Linked DNA regions of Homo sapiens: region 1 is linked to region 2. Evidence: chromatin contacts called from ENCODE Hi-C or POLR2A ChIA-PET data. All regions are on one chromosome and are shown on one strand. The core of a region is the stretch at or near the end of the contact, and the rest is flanking DNA. Distances in the headings are between cores, read along the strand shown.

The links. A loop is a pair of places that touch in the nucleus more often than their neighbours do. ChIA-PET counts read pairs that join two places held with the same protein, here RNA polymerase II (POLR2A). Pooled maps may share reads with other maps.
Region 1: a map with no recorded cell type shows a loop between it and region 2 (3-fold over the local background). The contact joins the enhancer-like site here to the promoter of APOBEC4 in region 2. A Hi-C loop is called at or near these places in 1 of 37 single-sample maps with no recorded cell type and 3 of 50 pooled maps. POLR2A ChIA-PET finds 5 or more read pairs at or near these places in 1 of 52 experiments (WTC11).

The regions. Positions count from the first base shown.
Region 1 is chr1:184,490,184-184,493,843 of GRCh38, reverse strand. The region is part of intron 2 of C1orf21 (chromosome 1 open reading frame 21); the gene reads right to left. Among named protein-coding and RNA genes, the nearest start is that of C1orf21, 100 kb to the right of the region's middle. Within about 2 kb of position 2,088, at least 22 of the 41 ENCODE cell types and tissues checked have a DNase peak (open chromatin) inside an H3K27ac peak, as active enhancers do.
Region 2 is chr1:183,651,545-183,654,716 of GRCh38, reverse strand. It overlaps APOBEC4 (apolipoprotein B mRNA editing enzyme catalytic polypeptide like 4), which reads left to right and starts at 1,401. Exons shown (of 2, transcript NM_203454.3): 1 at 1,401-1,645. It also overlaps a transcript of RGL1 not described here.

The DNA.
Region 1 (3,660 bases), core at 839-3,338, 840 kb before region 2:
CATCATGGGAAACAAGGCAAGAAACAAAGGAGGAAAGCTGCACTCCAAACTCAAGATCTTATAAACACTTTCAGATAAAAAGACATCTCTTGAGTGACAGAAGGCAATGAAGACTAAAAGGTTAATGAAAAAATATTGTGTTAAACAGCTAACACAATAAATGCAAAAATACTTGGTGCCACATTAAAAATAAAATCCTATTTCATACATAATTTGACAATTTCTTCTTTGGTTATAGATCAAAATCAACAGTGACATTTATACAGTGAGGCATGCATATCTATAGCTGGAAGGGAATTTAAATGTAATTTAGCTTGTCTTGAATGTGGTTTTCAAATGAAAATCAAACGTAGTCTAAATAAAGATTTGTACTCGTGTGACTGTTTTGCAATTTGAAGGAATTAATTAGCTTCAAAGATGTGCTATTTAACATCATGATTTTTCACTTCACCCTTACTCTTTTACCTTCAATGCTTATAGCCATGTACATAAACTTTTAAAATTATTTTTAGATAAAATGTAAATGTACATTTATATTATAGCTTCCAGCACAGATTATTACTATGAAGAAAGCTGACTATAAACATTGTATTCCTCACGGCCTGTGTCCTCTCCAGCAGGCATCTTCCCCAGCTATGGCTGTTCCAACCAAGAAACTTTAATTATGTAACCTTTAAAAAACTGTCAAAGACCATTTTTATTCATAGTTTAAACATGTGTTGTGAGTTACATTTTAGAGAATTTTATATATACTTAATATTATAGCCACAGAAATATAATCCTTTAGAATCTGACTTTCTGTAAATTTTTACTTCTTCTTGCCCTATTATAGTCTGGCTGGACCAACAGAGTACAGCTATATAAGTTAATAAACAAAACCACACTCTCAGAGTGATCAGATCATAGTACAGTAGCTCTTGAGAAAATCAGCAACCTGGGAAATTAAATGTTCTCCTTTTGGCCTAGATTTTGTTTATAACTGTCTTCTATTAGATATTTCATTATCCTTTTCAAACAACAGGACCAATCTACCCTACCCTGACTTCTACCACAAACCTTTAAACAGAAAGCCAACAAATGGAATCCTTCACTGACTAGCAGCAGCTGCACAGCACCAATTTAAGCATCAGTGGATGAAAGATAAATTTACAAACCAGCCAGCCAAGGTGGAAGCAGAGATACAACTCCACACACTTCAAGCTTTCTCACCTTCAGGCTCATGGTAATGTTCTGAAGCTACAGAAGATATTGGTGATACTTCTTTCTAATTTTTCATTGAAAAAGTAAATATCACAATGCAATTAACAATTTGGTCAACTCTGGACCATAAAGCTTTTAATAGCTGAACACTACCACCACCACCATTTTTTTCTGAGAGCAATCAACAAAGCAATAATCATATATAATCTTGCCAATGGCTCCACTGCAGGAAAGAAACTGACACCACACAGTTGAGTGAATTGTCCATAGTGTGGGGAGCAGGTAAATAGAACCTTTGAACATTAGCACTCAACACTCCCATAGCAATCACACAGTTCCACCCACTCACTCCCAAGACGCAGAAACCAGAGCCCACAGAGGTCACCCTGTAGCATGGTTACTCTGTGGCAGAATCCAAATGTAACCAGGTTCTGCAGGCAAGTCAATGGCTTCTCTATAAACTGGGCTCACTGGGCTTTACAGCCACTTGTTTTTGTTTATGTGCTTGTTCTAATAAAACCTTACACAGCACATAGCTCACTGTGATCTCTAAGAGGAGTTATTTCTGTGAAGGTTTGCTTACAGTAGAAAATTTGAGAAAAACTGAGAAATTGAGATTAAAGTTACAAAGAATGAAGATGGCTCCGTTTCAAATTAGTCATTGTCAAACTCTGCATCATGCTTCTGATTCCTTCTCTTCCTAAGAGACTTTACGCCTCAGAATGAAGAGCAAGACAAGGCCCGTTAGCTAAAAATAAACTTGAGATATGGAATTATATCATAGTTATTTCCTATCTTTACTTTTGTTCTCATAGCTTAAGCAACCTCTTGGGTGCAGGGCTGAAAACAGGCAAAATGAAACCAAACCACTTAACCAGTGTCATGTGAGCTAGCAAAGCCCCGAAGGTCACTGTCATTGATGATTCATAGCCTGTGGCCCAGAACTTTGCTATAAGTAACCATAACGGTTACTGCTAAAAACAAAGGAAAAGGGCCGGGCACAGTGGCTCATGCCTGTAATCCCAGCACTTTGGGAGGCCAAGGTGGGCAGATTGCTTGAGCTCAGGAGTTCGAGAACAGCCTGGGCAATATGGTGAAAATCTGTTTCTACTAAAAATACAAAAAATTAGCTGGGCATGGGGGGCTTGCACCTGTAGTCCCAGCTATTTAGGAGGCTAAGGTGGGAGAATCACCTGAGCTTGGGAGGTTGAGGCTGCAATGAGCTGGGATCGTGCCATTGCACTCCAGCCTGGGCAACCAGAGTGAGACAGAACCTGTTTCAAAAAAAAAAAAAAGAAAGAAGGAAAGTACTACACACACTAATGATATCTGCAGGTAAATGAACTTTAAGGAAAAAGTTTTGCTTTTTCTGAATGAAGTTTTTATTCTTCTTATTAAAAAAAGCACTATGCTAAACTTTACTGTCATAAAGATGAAAATGTGCTGTTTATGAGAGAATAATCCAGAGAACTTTCTAAATAAAGTTCACTGATTATTTATACAGCACTTTTTGTGTGCCAGGCATTATTTTAAGTGTTTTATTACTTATTAATTCATTTAATCCTCATAGCATCTTATGAGGTAGGTTCCAATTTTACAAATGAGGAACCTATCAGTTTGGTTCCCAAATTAATATGATTAGCCACTATACCTTGCTCCACAAGTTCTTTCTCAATGTCACCACCTACATAGTTATAAAATGCTTTTTTTTTTTCACAAAACTTCTTTAGAAAAAGGGATGTAGAATATTTGGAAAATATAAAAGAAGTACAAAAACTAACTAGTAATCAGCACCACCCAGAGATAATCATTACTAACCCTTCCTGGTAAACGGTCTCATCTACATAAGGCCATGTTCTGGCATTATTACTCAGGGTTCATAATCATCTAACCTGAGGTGAGGCTGAACACTTAGACAGCTTAAGGAATTAGCATCAAATTTTCTGTTTTCTAAATCTTCACCTAACTGCCAATCCCTAACATGATTCTTACATTGTCTATGTGAGCTTTTAAGTGTCTTGAAAAAAAATCCAGAGTAAAATTTTCAAATATTTAAGACTCCTGCCGTTAATGTGAGATTCTCTAAAGTTATGTCTCCACCAGTTGGTTAAAGTTTCCCAGTCTCCCCTGCTATATTGTATGTGTGGTGTACCTCTAAGCCTTTGTTCTCACTGACTCTCAGCCTAAACCTCCTGCTCTGTCTCACTTAGTTCCTTTGGCTGGTATTCATATTTTAAGACTCAGCTGAGGCTTTAATCATCCTCTTTACAAGTCTTCCCCCACTCCTTGGAAAAAGAGACCTTTTGCCTTATCACCCTATGGTACTGACATTTTCTGTCAAGATGTCCATCTATTGCATCTTTACCAGTTCCTTAAAGGCAGGGACCAGGTTTAACCCGTCTTTACAGCCTCCGTGCCTAGCACAGCACCTAATTCATGCAAGGTAGTCAACGAGTGCTT
Region 2 (3,172 bases), core at 152-2,651:
TATATCATTTGCTGAGCATCTAATCCACCATGGAAGGTGCACAGTGCACATGGGATGCTGGTGCAGATTTGGGGACTATATTTTTTGTCTTTTCCTCCCCTCACTGGAACCTGTCAGACAGCTAATACTTTCTTACAGAACTGAGCAGGCCCTCAGAACTTGATTCTTCAGCTAGCGGGAGAAAAACCCCAACATGTTCTCTTCAACAGTCAGCTATTATCCTTTCACCCAGCTTTTGATAAGTAATATTTTTAAAGTAATGTTTGCAATAGATTGTCATTTATTAGGATTAAATAAAAGATGAGCTATGAGGATTGACTTTCAGTTCCATATTTACAAGTTCATTCAGTTAGAAGATGCAAGCAATGAGAAAAAAGGGATGACCCATGGCAAACTGTGGGGAAGGGACAGGATGCAGCAGTGACCATGTGCCAGAGCAAGCACCAAGGAAGATGAAACTGAAAATAACCAGCTGAGGAGTTCATGAATACACCTGAGGCCCTTAGGAGACAAAAACATCTCGTCTAGTAGGAGCACTCTGGATGAGAAAGGATGTGTGCTGTGGTGCAGACTGGAAGTCTGACAGTGGAAACAGGCGTGGCGAAGCTTCGAGAAGACAGAAGGTGCCCTCTGGGTGCTCAGTATCCCTGAGTTATTTTTAGAGTATGTCTGCTTACAGCCAATAGTTATTACTGGAATGTACACAATAGCAATCCCCACTCACTCCTTCAGGTGGCCTGGGAAAGGGGAATGAGGGAATAATCCAGAGTGATTGACAGTGAATTGTGACTATCAATGTGCCTTGTGTCTAGGAGATGATGTGGGGGTCAAGGGAGACTAAGGAAAAGAATGGAGAAGGACAAGTGGCTCTTCCGTTAGCCACAGAGAAGGGGCTACAACCGATCCTGGAACAAATCTTGTCTTAAACTGGAGGGAACCACATACATACCAATAGCAAGAGTCTTCCAGGCAATTTCTAAGAGGAGGGAAACCGCTAACACATAGCCTAGGTTTAGACAGAATCAAAAACACCCCCTTCAGGGACTATGGGCCTCTTGGAGGAAGTCAACTCTCTGCTCCCTCTCACAGAGGGCAAGCCTCCCAAGGAGAAGCCCTGGCACCCACGCAGGCAACAGAACCGCCAGGCCTGGCACCTACTCTAGACCAGGAGAAAGGTGCTGAGGAGCAGGCCCTCAGAACTTGATTCTTCAGCTAGCAGGAGAAAAACTGCAACATGTTCTCTTCAACAGTCAGCTATTATCCTTTTACCCAGACTGGGATATGCAGTCCTGTATATTTTCATCTTTGGAACAGGTGGCTTGATATGCAAATAAAGTAATAAGTGTCAGAGCTGTATCCTAGCAGTAGCTACTTTGCAAACGTTACCATGGCACCCAATCAACAGTGTTCTTAGAGGTAGCCACACCTCAGCAAGGGCTTTCTAACTTGGAACAGCAAAGTTCAAATGAACGAATAGACACAAACTGTGAAAGAGTCCTGAACCCATTACAAGGTGAATCTTTACAGCACAATTGCCTTCTGAAGCTACTTGAAACAGGGCATGGGACTTAAAGGAGAAAAAAAAGGAAATGGACCATCTCTTCTAACACCTGGAATGTGATCCAAGCCTGGAGACAAATTGATGGTAATTATAACTGCTAACATTTGTTTTTAGCTGCTAACAGATTGTGCACAGATTGTGAAGGGCAAACTCCATTCTCCAATTACTCCAGTGCAAACTGTGCTTTAACAGTACTCACTAAATCCTAGTTGAGTGAAATGAGAGCAGATTGTCCTTATGGTGTGGTTCATTTATGTTAAACTATGGAAAGCTGTCCTCCCACGGTCCCAGTCCAGGGGCCACTCACAGCCAGATGCAGAGAGCCCTCCAGCACGCTGGGCTCTACACATCTCTGTTCTTACTGCCAGCAAATCTGCTCTACAGAGTATAACATGTATTTCCCAAGCACAGACAAAGCAAAAGGAAAAGGGCTAGGCAGGAAGTAGGGACACCAGCTGCTGGGGAAACAAGTCTTAAGCAACCTGGCTTGTGAGCCAATCAAGGTTGCTAAGGTAGGTCCTGGGCCTAAACAGGGTACATTTCCACCTGGTTGGGGAGAATAAAATGACAGATACCAAAAGTTAACAAGATAATCTGTGGTCGATAACAAATTGATACAATAAACCATGAATTCTCTAAGAGTTCAAAGAGGGCAACAGTTCTTTCCTGCTTCCTCTTCAGATGAGGGTGATCAAAGAACAAGCCCAGAAAGACTCTGAAAAAGTGAAAACTTCACCAATAGGAAACTATAGTTGGTTGACACTGAAAAGTTGTCAGCAAGAATGAGACTACAGAGCTCCCTCCACTATGTGTTAAAGCCACAGTCCTCTCCATCTCCTTAAAGACAGTAATGATGTATCATTTCTGGCTAAAACAGCCACAGAAGATGGGGGTGCAAAGGAAGGCGTGCTTAGAAAAGCAATAGGGAGTTTCCATTTTGCTACCTTTATCTAAAAACACACAAAGACTTTTGTTTCCCAAAAGGGTAATTATGGGACCATTATATATAGTTAACTCCACATACACATCACCTTAAGAAATAGTAATAAAGACAGAAAAGTGCCTTTTGGTTCTGTTTCCATAACATTTAGCCAAATCAATCTGTAAATTGTCTATGGGTGAGTTGAAATTGTAATCTGAGCAGTAACCTGGATGTCCGGTGTACCACCCATAAGTCGACCACATCAAGGGCACAATATTAAAAAGCATGAAAGTTTGGGCTTGGTTTTGGCAAGTTCTGATGGAGAGATCCATCCAGCCTGATGAAGGCTAAGCAAGGAGGAGGTCCAGAGAGGAAACAATGCTCGGGAGTAAGCAGGAAATGGCGTCAGGTTCCAAGAGATCGTCCACTGCCAAGGGTTAAATCCAGCTCTCTAGAAGGAAAGCTATGACAAGGTCTAGGAAGCCTCAAGGCAGGAATTCAGTTACATCAGGAAAATATAGTACTAAGGAAAAAACAAAGCTAATGTCCAATCCTATGGATTAAGATGACACAGCAGAGGCTAGGAGAAATCTAGAATCTGGTGGGTATGTGGTGCCAGAGTTACTGCAGGATATTAGCCACTAAGATAATGGTGACATGAATAAAGCTACATTCCACCTACAGCTGGA